Linked DNA regions of Homo sapiens: region 2 is linked to region 1. A link is an interaction called in ENCODE POLR2A ChIA-PET data of the cell type or tissue named here. Cell type or tissue: GM12878. All regions are shown on one strand. Each heading gives the region's core, and the rest is flanking DNA. Links, peaks and the distances in the headings are about the cores only. Region 1 has its middle 20 kb from the start of SMNDC1. Region 2 overlaps DUSP5 (dual specificity phosphatase 5).

The links. ChIA-PET counts read pairs that join two places held together with the same protein. Peaks named below come from ENCODE experiments on the same cell type or tissue, not always from the same donor. Only the 100,000 strongest peaks of a DNase experiment are listed, where the experiment ranks them.
Region 2: POLR2A ChIA-PET joins it to region 1 with 5 read pairs; 10 of 35 experiments call an interaction of 5 or more read pairs at or near these places.

Annotation. Positions count from the first base shown.
Region 1 is chr10:110,322,227-110,327,604 of GRCh38, reverse strand. No RefSeq gene overlaps it. Among named protein-coding and RNA genes, the nearest start is that of SMNDC1, 20 kb to the right of the region's middle. RefSeq lists an enhancer at 2,237-2,396. In GM12878, for the core only: no CTCF peak of the experiment used is centred there; DNase peaks (open chromatin) are centred at 754 and 2,694; H3K27ac peaks cover 3,666 bases.
Region 2 is chr10:110,504,872-110,510,249 of GRCh38, reverse strand. DUSP5 (dual specificity phosphatase 5) reads right to left here. Exons shown (of 4, transcript NM_004419.4): 3 at 3,096-3,315; 4 at 1-230. Among named protein-coding and RNA genes, the nearest start is that of DUSP5, 9.7 kb to the right of the region's middle. In GM12878, for the core only: no CTCF peak of the experiment used is centred there; no DNase peak of the experiment used is centred there.

The DNA of each region.
Region 1 (5,378 bases), core at 242-5,241:
AAAGTTCCTGAGCCCTGCTCTATGAAGCCCTCATCTTCCAGGTCTAGCGTGTTTACCTTTGCCTTGCGTTATCACTAATCTTCCTGAATTTGGCCCTTACCTCAGGTTGCTGGACTGCTTCCCCTCCTATCCTACCCCTTGGAATTTGCTCTCTGGCCAGCCCAGCTGAATCACCAGGCCTGTTGCTGCCCCAAACATTTCTTCATTTCGGTCATTTTACTTGCCAGGTGACTCTTTCCTTAATCTGAGTGGTGAATGTAGCCACCCTAGCTAGCATTGACTTCCCCGGAGAAGTTATGGGATCATCCCAACATTTGTGCAAAGAATACATCTAAGGCAATCTTGAAAAAGAGGCTATCCTATACAAAAATAAAGAAGAAAGGCTGTCCCTCAGTTTAAGCTGCACTAGACAATCTGTAAGTTGGAAGCATCCTCCCTTTGCCTGCTTTCTTGCAGACAGAAGACCTAGAGATGAGCTGATCCCTACCTCTCGTGATACCTTGCACTGACTCAAATATTAACATTCAGCAGGTCGTCAGTTTCCCCTTCTTCCAGTTTCATTCATTTGTTAAAATCGAGTTATCCTGAATCTTTCAGATTGTTACTCCTCACTTTGTCTTCTGCAATCGAGGACCTGTCTCATGCTCTGGTGTTGAGATCTGGGAACAAGAGCCCTGTAGTTTTTCCTCTGAGTCATAAACTTAGGGACAAAGTATTCTTCATGATTCTTCTTGTCATTTCCTTTTTCTTTAGCTGCAGAAAGTCACTCTGGTGGTCAGGTGAATTCCTAAGCAGTGATTCTTTAGCACAAATGTTACCATTCTAACCCCTAATGTGGGTTGAACCATCTGTTTGTACAACTAGAAACATAAAGTTTATTTCTCTAGAGAAGCTGCTAACCTGACCCACAAGTGCAGTTTTATTCCCACCAGAATATAAAATCCATAAGGAAAGGGACTTCTTTTAGTTGCTACTGTATCTCCAGTACCCAGCAAGTCTAGGCACTCAATGACGATGAAGTCATTCATACATTCAACAAATACTTATTGAAGCATTTACTAAAGAGGGCATTGTGTCAGATGATACTTGAGAAGGAATTAAAAGCAAATGTAGCCAGGAGGATATTTCAGCCACAAGTAACAGAGCTGCCTTAAACCATGAGGCATTTCCTGGTGCACAGAAATGGAAATCCAAATTGAGATCAGCTCAGGGTAGCTCCATCCACCGTCAAAGACCAAGGTGTTTTCATAGCATTATCCTAAGCCCTGTTACCTCTGGGGAAAGGAGAGAGGAAAGAGAGAGAGAAAGGTCCCAGAATGGCTGTCAGTAACAACTAGAATCATGACAGGAGAGCAAAGCTTCCCAAAGTGAGGGAAACTCTTCCCAGAAGCCTCCAGCAGTCCTTCTGGGTCTCAATGGCCAGTCACATCCCCACTCCTGAATCATGGATTTAGGCTCAGACAAATCAGCCCCTCACCTGACACTGAAGGCGGGGTCAGCTTCCCTGAAGCCACGGGGCTGCGTGGAGGAGGAGTGACCCTCTGAACAGAAACTTTGAGAAAGGGAGGAGGAGTTAGAAGGGTTGGATGGGGTGGAGGGCAACTGTAGCATTCACTACGAATCATACCTAGCATTTGTCATGAAAGTCTATAGTTTAAAAAATATCCGTCTGTATGTTAACTCGTTTAATCCTTCCAATGATGGTAAGCTAGTGGTTCTCATTTCAGCCGCAAGTCAGAGTCACCTATGGAGTGATCTTGATTCAGAAGGCCCGGAGTGGGGTCTGGACATTTGTAGTTTATTTGTTGTTGTTGCTGTTTGAGTTGGGGTCTTACTGTGTCACCCAGGCTGGAGTGCAGTGATGTGAACATGGCTCACTGTAGCCTCAAACTCCTGGGCTCAAGCAATCCTCCCACCTCAGCCTCCCGAGTAGCTGGGACCACAGGTGCATGCCACCATGCCTGGCTAATTTTTAAATTTTTTATTTTGTAGAGATGGGGTCTCACTATGTTGTCTAGGCTGGTTTTGAATTCCTGGGCTCAAGCAATCCTCCCACCTTGGCCTCCACTGGGATTACAGAGTGAGCCACTGCACCCAACCTAGACATTTGTAGTTCTTAAAAGCTATATGGGTAGTTCTGATGCCCAGCCTGCATTGCACACCAGGGCTGTGAGCTAAGCAGCTTATCCCACAGGTGTGCAAATAAGAATTCAGCAGAGTCCCTGCCTTGGAAAGTCTATACTGTGTGTGTATGTTAGGAGATTTTTACATGCAAGCCAGAGTTGTTCAGGGGAGGAAGAGCTCCCCACAGGACAGAATGTTGGTGAAGGTTACTGGGCAAGAGTGAGAATGAAGAAGACTTTTGTGTAGAGAAGCAAGGGCAATGATGTAGCCAGAAGGGCACAGCATGAGCTGGGGTAAAAAAAGATGGAACACTCGTCAAATTCATGTGTCATCTTTATCTGATCTCTCTTTTTTGTCATATTAGTTTGTGGGAAGGGAAGTTTTCTTATCATGAGCCAATGACTGGAGAAGCTGAGGTTTGTTTCCAGAACTCGGTGAATCAATGCTATCTGATATTCCTGATACTTTGCTGAAACTGTTCACCAAACTTCCTCTTTGAGCACAAAGGGGATTTTAAGAGGCAACATTGGGGCTTTCACATATTTATGTTTTTAAAATCAAATACACCGAGTGGAAAAACCCTATGAGATCACCTCTGTGCCCTAAGCAAACTGCAAGGGATATACAATCATCTTCTTAAGAGAAGGAGGCATTTCAATTCCTTCTCAAACCAAACAAAGATAAACCTGATCAAATCCAGCCAGGCTGCAAAAGTGATTAGGAGGAAGGCTAGAAACAACCTGGAGAATACAGAGGAAGTTTGTAAATTGGCTGGCAATTGGATTACATTTAAAAATTCAATTAGTGACAGATTCAGAATAGCGTTTCCTTCGGTGAGTTTGTTAACTACCGGGCAGAGCCTTGGTTGTTTGCTGATAGCACAGAAAGTGAGTCATTCAGTGTTGGGCTGGGACAAGTGTCACCCACTCACTTTGATGGATACACCCCAAGCATAGAAATATGTGGTCAATGGGAGTTCAAGACCAGCCTGACCAACATGGAGAAACCCTGTCTCTACTAAAAATACAAAATTAGCTGGGCATGGTGGCACATGCCTGTAATCCCAGCTACCAGAAGTTTGAGGCAGGAGAATCACCTTAACCCAGGAGGCGAAAGTTGCAGTGAGCCAAGATCACGCCATTGCACTCCAGCCTGGGCAACCAGAGTGAAACTCCATCTCAAAAAAAAAAAAGAAATATGTGGTCTGATTTTTTTGAGCTCTATCACTGCTCACTGTTCTTGACAACTTATTTTCCTTCTTTGACTTACCTTTGTTGATGCTACTTCTGCTACTTCTAAATTGCTTTTTAGTAAACCATGAAGGGGTCTCCCTCATATGAAAGGAGTTTCTTGGGGGTACAAAGAGAGTTGGCAACAGATGTTCAGTATATGGCTTGGGCTGGACATTGGAGGAATATTGCCTCTCCCAGGTCTCAGGACTCCCACCTATGTTATCTATTAAGTGGACTCAGGATAAGAATTCTGGGATAGACAAGAGATATCTACAGAAAGCACTAGTGTGGTAATTAGCTCCGGCAATGAAAATAAACAAAACATGTACAAATCTTTCAAGTATGGTCATAATATAATCTTTATAAGAGAAATGTTATCATCTGGGAGGACGATAGAAAGGAAAGAAAGGATGGAAAGAAAAGCACCAGGTCACAGAGGAGGGAACTGGCATAGTGAGCTGACTCACTAGGTCCCTGGGCCTATGCTCAACCAGCTCCAGAAGACAAGGAGCAAGAGCAGGAATGTGCGGGAGGGCAGCTGATGTGGCAGTGATGCAGCAGCAGAGAGGCCTCCTGACAGAGCTAAACCTGACTCATGCCCATTTGTCTGGGACAGCCAGATCTTTCTGCAGGTCCCATTTTTCCTGGTTTAAGCTGGTCTGTAAGTTGAGTGAGAATCATTTTCCTGGGTGTCAACTCTGTGGCCTTCCCTTCAGAGTGGACATAAAATCAATAATGCTGATGAGCTGAAAATGACTGCAAACAAAAGACAATATTTTGGAGAAATTTGGGCTTTGTTTTGGCAAATGAGTGGCTTAAGAGTTAGAAGGAAGAATCCTAGGGATATGAGTGATGGACATGAGTACTAGTCCACAAAAAGTGGTATAAAAAGCAAAGAAGGGTAGTCTCTCACCTACAGCAGAAAAGAGTCCAAAACGGTTTCATTGAAAAAGATCACTCTCCTAGTTTAAGCTTATTGTTGGTCTACTCATGTGCTAGTGACCAAAGTTACACATGAATTGCTTAGCCCAACGCATCTCCTTGGTGGAAAAATAAGCTCAGTTGCCTCACTGTCCATTATGTAAGCACGTGTACAAAGTTCCCCTCCTTGGGCCTTTGCCTCAGGTTCTTTGCTGGTTTTCTCACCTGGATAATCTTATTTGGGGAGGTTTATCATGGCAAAAGAAGAACTTACTGCCTGAGAAACAGATAGGCTCCATATAGGGAATCAATTCAAACTCTTGTTTCACTCAGCCATTTGCTCATTCAACAAACACTCAGCCCCAGCTATTTGCCATGTTCTGGAGATCTACAGATGAATAAGACCTGATGCTAAAGGAAAATCAATGGCAAGAGTACAATGGAACACCAGATATAATAGAGGTAAAGGAGCACAGATACCACAGCACTACGCAGGATGAGCAGGGGGCATCCAGTTCCACCTAGGGAAAGGGGTCAGGGACGTTTTCCAAGAGAAGATGACCCTTGAGTTGGTGATTGAAGGATGAGTACAGATTAGCCTGAGAAACAAGAGAATAAACTTCCACTAAAAAAGATCAACATTGGCAAACCACAGAGGTGTGACACTGTGGCTCATTTGGAGACCTCCAAGTGGCATAACTAAGGCTAGAGATGACATCAGGACCCAGATCTTGAAGCAATATGCTACGGTATAGAAATTCTGTTTCCAAAGGGATGGAAAATCACTGGAAGATTTTAAACTGGAAAGTGACAAGGTCAGAATTCGGGCTTAAAATAACCATTCCGGCAGCAGAAAGAGAAGAGATCAGGATGACAATTTAGGAGACTCCCAGGCTATAAATATGGAATTGTACTAAGACAGCAGCTGTGAGAAAGGAAAGAGGCTTGAGCTATGTAATGACATAGTAGATGGAGTTGGTGTCCCACTGAAGTAGAAAAGAAAGGAGAAGAATGAGTTCAGAGGGACTCCAGGGTTCTCTCTTGTAGAAGGCAGCAGGTAGCATCATTTCCTGAAAAAGTAAATATAAGAAGAGGAGCAAA
Region 2 (5,378 bases), core at 190-5,189, 180 kb before region 1:
AGGCTGGGGGTTGGGCGTGGAGGGCAGGATCTCAGATTCGTACTGCAGGAGCTGGCCCATGAAGCCAAAGTTGGGCGAGACCATGCTCCTCCTCTGCTTGATGTAATCGAAGGCCTCCTTCAGGCGGAACTGCTTGGTCTTCATAAGGTAAGCCATGCAGATGGTGGGTGAACGGGAGATCCCAGCCTCACAGTGGACCAGGACCTTGCCTCCCTTTTCCCTGACACAGTCTGGAAGGAAGAAAAGATGGTGGGAGTGAGTTGGGATTAGAATCTAAGGGCAATGGCAAAACACAAGAATCAAACACTGGAGTAACCTAGATATGAAACTGTTGTGCCTGCCTAAGAGCCACGGCCCTACACTACACTTCTGCCAGTCTTTAATCCCCACTGGTGAGGATAGAGCTTTTGGGGTCCCAGCAAAGACTATCCCCAAGTAGGACCTTTACAGTTTACAGCAGCTATTGTCACAAGAGACATAAGCACACAGAAGCTTTACAGTTCCCAAGATACTTGCAGATTCTGCCTCTGGAGGCGATGGACCTGGAGCAGTCCCTTCCTGGGGATGCCATCTTAACCTAGGTTCCACTGATGGTTCCAAGAGGGCATTGGAAAATCCTTGAAATTGTGCACATTTTTATTGGGCACATACATTTTTCTAAGGAGAGCATCCCAGGCTCAAAGACTGACTTGGAGAAGCAACTCTTGTCTCTCCAGGTCTGATTCTAAGGGTAACAACCTAACCCCGATCCTGGTAGAGGCCTTCCGGTCTCTCCGGGCACCCTGTCTGGCTGTGCCAGGGCAGGATGCTTGGCTCAGCTCCCAGGGTTCTCACCACCAAACACACAATAAATAGCGCATGGCCACTAATTATAGCCCTGGCTAAGTGACGCCTACTAGACGGAGGATATAAATGGCTTTCACAAATTCCATCTTGCTCAACAATGGGAGTCGCTGCTATAAAGCTACCACCATCAGTTAGCATTCTTTAGCTCAATATGACAAAAAGGGGAGGATGCCTCCCTTCCTGTTCTACCTCCCAGCCCCCTGCCCCCAGAAAACCAGCTACAACTATTAAAAATGGGAAGGGGTGAAAGGTTAAAGATACGTACACATCAAATCCACAAAAAATACAGTCTTTCCAATTCCCTCTCTTGCTAGTGAGGAAACAATTACATCACAGGAAGTTAGATGTAGCTGGCACTACGCAGGCTACAATACGCAAAAACATTTACGATTTTGAAGGGCCAAAAGAAAAAGTCATTCCCCTTACCACCCTCCACTTCCCTGCCCCAAGGTCAAAGTATGCAAATCAATCTGCAAGATCTAAAAGATAAAATTTCTGAGGCATCAGGGAGGAATCCTAGAGTTTCCCCATCTGAACAAAAACCCCACAGCATACCCCAAAGCAGTTCAATAGGGGTGTCCTCCAATTCAGTCTGACTCAAAAGAAACAACAAAACAGTCTCTTTAAATTAGTTCAAAGGGGAGACCCCCAAGTCCCTAGAATTACAGAGTCGGGCTCCTATCTCCCTTCGCTCCTCTGTTGGCCTCCTTCAAAGTTTAGCTTTTAACTGGCCTAGTGCCACATCCAAGAATGCAAAGGGTCCAGAGTGTATTGCCTCTGGAGCCCACTCGACACCTCGGAGCCTGCCTTCCACATGGCCCTCTTCCCTTGGAAGGGGTCAGCATATATTCAGCACATGGCTCACTGGGGAGACCCAGTCTCTCCTTCCATTAGCAGGGCAAGCAATCGGAGAAAAAGCATCCTGTGCTTTCAAACTGCTGTGGGTTTGTGGATTGTGCGTACACAGACACAATACACACACAGGATGGGGAGGGAGGGTTCTGAGAACTGGATGGGGGCGTGTTTCATGACCTCATGAAGTAGCTACCCAGGTAATTAAATAACAGGCTGAGAAGGGCAAGGCATTCCCAGGGACAGGGAGAACAAGTCAAGGGTTTCCCACCCTGAACCCATCATTTGGCTGCCTTTCAAGCTCCAAAGGAATCATTTCAGCCCAGAGGCTCAGGGGACAAGCAGGACAGGCTCGGCCTTTTGCCTCTGATGAGTTTCTCGTCAGGGTTTCCTGGGGAGCAGAAATTGTGTGGTGAACAGAGGGCCACTATGTGGCTCAAGGGGGACCTTTAATTGCTATCTGCACTAAGTAATTATTGCTGTGCTAACACCTGCCTTTCCTCCTCCAACATCCCTTGGAACAAGAGACAGGAAAATCACGCGTCAGTTTCAACAACTACGTATGTTAAAGAGGAAGATGGGAGCTGGAAAACGGGGCATGATCACAAGGTTAGAGACTGGTACTTGCAAATCTGAAACAGAAAAAAGTCAGGCCAGCCTCCTAGGAAGATGGATGGGGGAGGAGAAGATGCCAAATGGGAGAACAATCCAGGCAACACAGAGGACCTGGAAACCCTAAGGCCACAGCCCTTTCCTGGCAGAGGGACCAGAGGCCAAGGCCTCGGTTTTCAGGTCTATGCAATGGAATAAATAACTGCGTAACAAGAATGCAGAAAGCAGGCAAAAGATGCCAACTTTTCTGTGCATACAGCATGGAGCTTGAGTCAAGTGCTATCTTTAATCCAAAATTAGCTGAAAATGCAAAACAAATTGCCCCAAGCCGTTCACCAAGAGTATGGAAAGCTGCTGGGGGCCCTTGGGGCTCAGTGCGTAAGTAGTGCTCTCTGAATCCTTCTGTTTGCTTTTAAAAATAAACCCAACCTACGTAGAAGCACAGTTAGGGAGGTTCTTCCCCCTGCTTTCCTTGTGTGGAGCATTACGCAGGGATACACTCAGCTCCTGCCCAGCTAGAAACAATAACAAGATCGACAGTGAGTACTGCCATAAAATTATATTAATTCATTTATCTTGCAAATTAAAGCTCCTATTCATAGCAACTTAAATCCTCCCTTCCACCTTTTTGGTAGCTGCATCCCATGTTGGCTCCAACTCTCAGCAGCGGCATATACAAGACACTTTTCTTTCAGTGAAGGTAGCTTCCATCAGGGCATCAAAAGTCAAGAACACATGCCCCAAAGGGGCTCCCAAAATAACTGAAGGGGAATGGCTAAACCTACCAATGAAGTCTATTGCTTCTTGAAAGTGGGAGCTAATGTCAGCCGTGTGGCTGTCTTCCACAGGGATCCATTTGTAGTGTAGGTGGGTCGCGCAGGCCTCGGAGGTCCGTCGGGAGACATTCAGCAGGGCTGTGATGTGCAGGTTGGCGAGGAACTCGCACTTGGATGCATGGTAGGCACTTCCAAGGTAGAGGAAGGGAAGGATTTCAACTGGGCCACCCTGGATGCAGGGACAAAGGACAATCAGGAAATATTGGATTAGCTTGTTCATTTGAGAGAGGAAAAAACAACTCCGACCTATTTGTTTCTTAAGATGGGTGGTTCCCTTTCTGGTTTCCAAGTGGAGTTCAGAGCCAGGGCAGTTCAACCAAGTGTGGTTGTATCTCCATCCTGGCCAACTCTCTACCTTATGTGACTGCCTTGTGACTCAATGACAGCAAAATCCACACAGCAAAGAGTTCACTTTTTTGCACATATCCAGGAGGCAGGATATGCCGACAGCCTTCCTGCGCTGACAAGGATGAGAAGCCATGTGGTAATATGGGAAAAATTGACAGGCCTGTGTTGAAGTTACAGCTGCCCTGAGAGTACCAGGGCAATCTCCTATGCCTTGGGACAGTCTTGCTTTCTTTACAGATAAAATGGACCAGGACTCAACATGGTGTGTGTCCTCCTTTACAGCCTTGACATTTTACATAGTGTATTTTTTTTTTCCTTTTTGGAAAGACAGAGTCTTGCTCCGTCACCCAGGCTGCAGTGCAGCGGCACAATCATAGCTCACTGTAATCTTGAATTCCTACGCTGAAGAGATCCTACCGTCTCAGTCTCCCGAGTAGCTGGGCCTACAGGCATGTACCACCATGCCTGGCTAATTTTATAATTTTTTTGGTAGAGATGAGTTCTTGCTATGTTGCCCAGAATGGTCTTCAACTCCTGGCCTCAAGCGATCTTCCTACCTCAGCCTCCTGAAGTGCTGGGATTATAGGCATGAGCTACCAAGCCTAGCCTATATGGTGTATTTCATCAAACCTAAGACACTGTTGATCCTAAGATGCACCCAGGTTTTAGAGATGTTAAAATGCACCTCCACCTCCACAAAAAAGTATGCTTTTTAGAAATGAAAATAACCACTACCTACTCAGAATCTTTAGATAAAAAATGTTGTCAGGCCACAAGCAGAGGGGCTTCCCCGCCTCTGACCTTCTTCACACGGGGGTTTGTTGAAGGTGCTGGTGAGACCCGCTTACAGAGCCATCCTTTTGGGAGGCTACCCACACCCCAGATTTCTAGTCAAGGGGGAACCAGAGACCATCCACCTTGAGGCAAAACTAAAATGAACCGCTGGTTAGACTCTGGCAGTCACAGCATTTACAGGGCTCTGAAGGTGGCAGAAAAGCTAGTGATGGTTGGAAAAATGGGAGCCCTTAGAGACTGAGAGGGAAACAAGGGGCTGGGTGACAGTGGCTGTGTCTTTGGGAGCCTTTCCCATGCCAACCATCTGCTTCCTGTGTTTCCATTTCCTGCCCTGGAATAAGAACGGAATGGAAACTCTCAGCCAGATCCCTAACAGGGAAGGGTGCGTGGGACAGGGGCCAGCCACAGGCAATTCTCAATTTACCCCACACCCGGAGTTAGCTTTTTGTTTCCTGAGAAGTCAAGTGTTTAAGCAAAGGCCAGTTCAGTCACTTGAAAGAAAATTACACAAGATTTTACATACGGTAATAACAACTGGTATTTTTATCAGCATCTACTATGGCTGGCCTCTGGGGGCTTAACCCTTTAGATGTGCCTACATCATACCAATTTCACAAAATCTGTGAGGTAGGTAACATTATTCCCATTTTACGGATGGGCAACTTGAGGCTCAGATGCATTTAATAACTTGTCCAAGTCAGAGCTAGTCAGTGGTAGAGCTGGGCTGAAACCCAAAACTGATTGCGTAGCATGAGATGCAAGGCCTTGTCTGACTCCATTTCAATAGTGATCAATATGAGAAAGTAAGTATTTCAGGTAAAGACAGGAAGGAAAAAATTCCCTCTTTCCTCTCTTCCTCTAGAGATAAAATGTCCATCTGCATCACCTCCTCGAAACCTCCCAAACTTCCATGCGTACAGAGCAGCCTTCCTGGTGGCAAAGTGGTGCAGTGGTTAACAACCTGGGCTTGGGCGTCAGACAGCGGAGCTCTTGGTTAAGTTCCAGAGCTCCATGCTTACTACCTGATGTGATCTTGGATAGCTTCTTTAATCTATGACCCTTTGTCTCTAAACTGGGGATAATACCTAT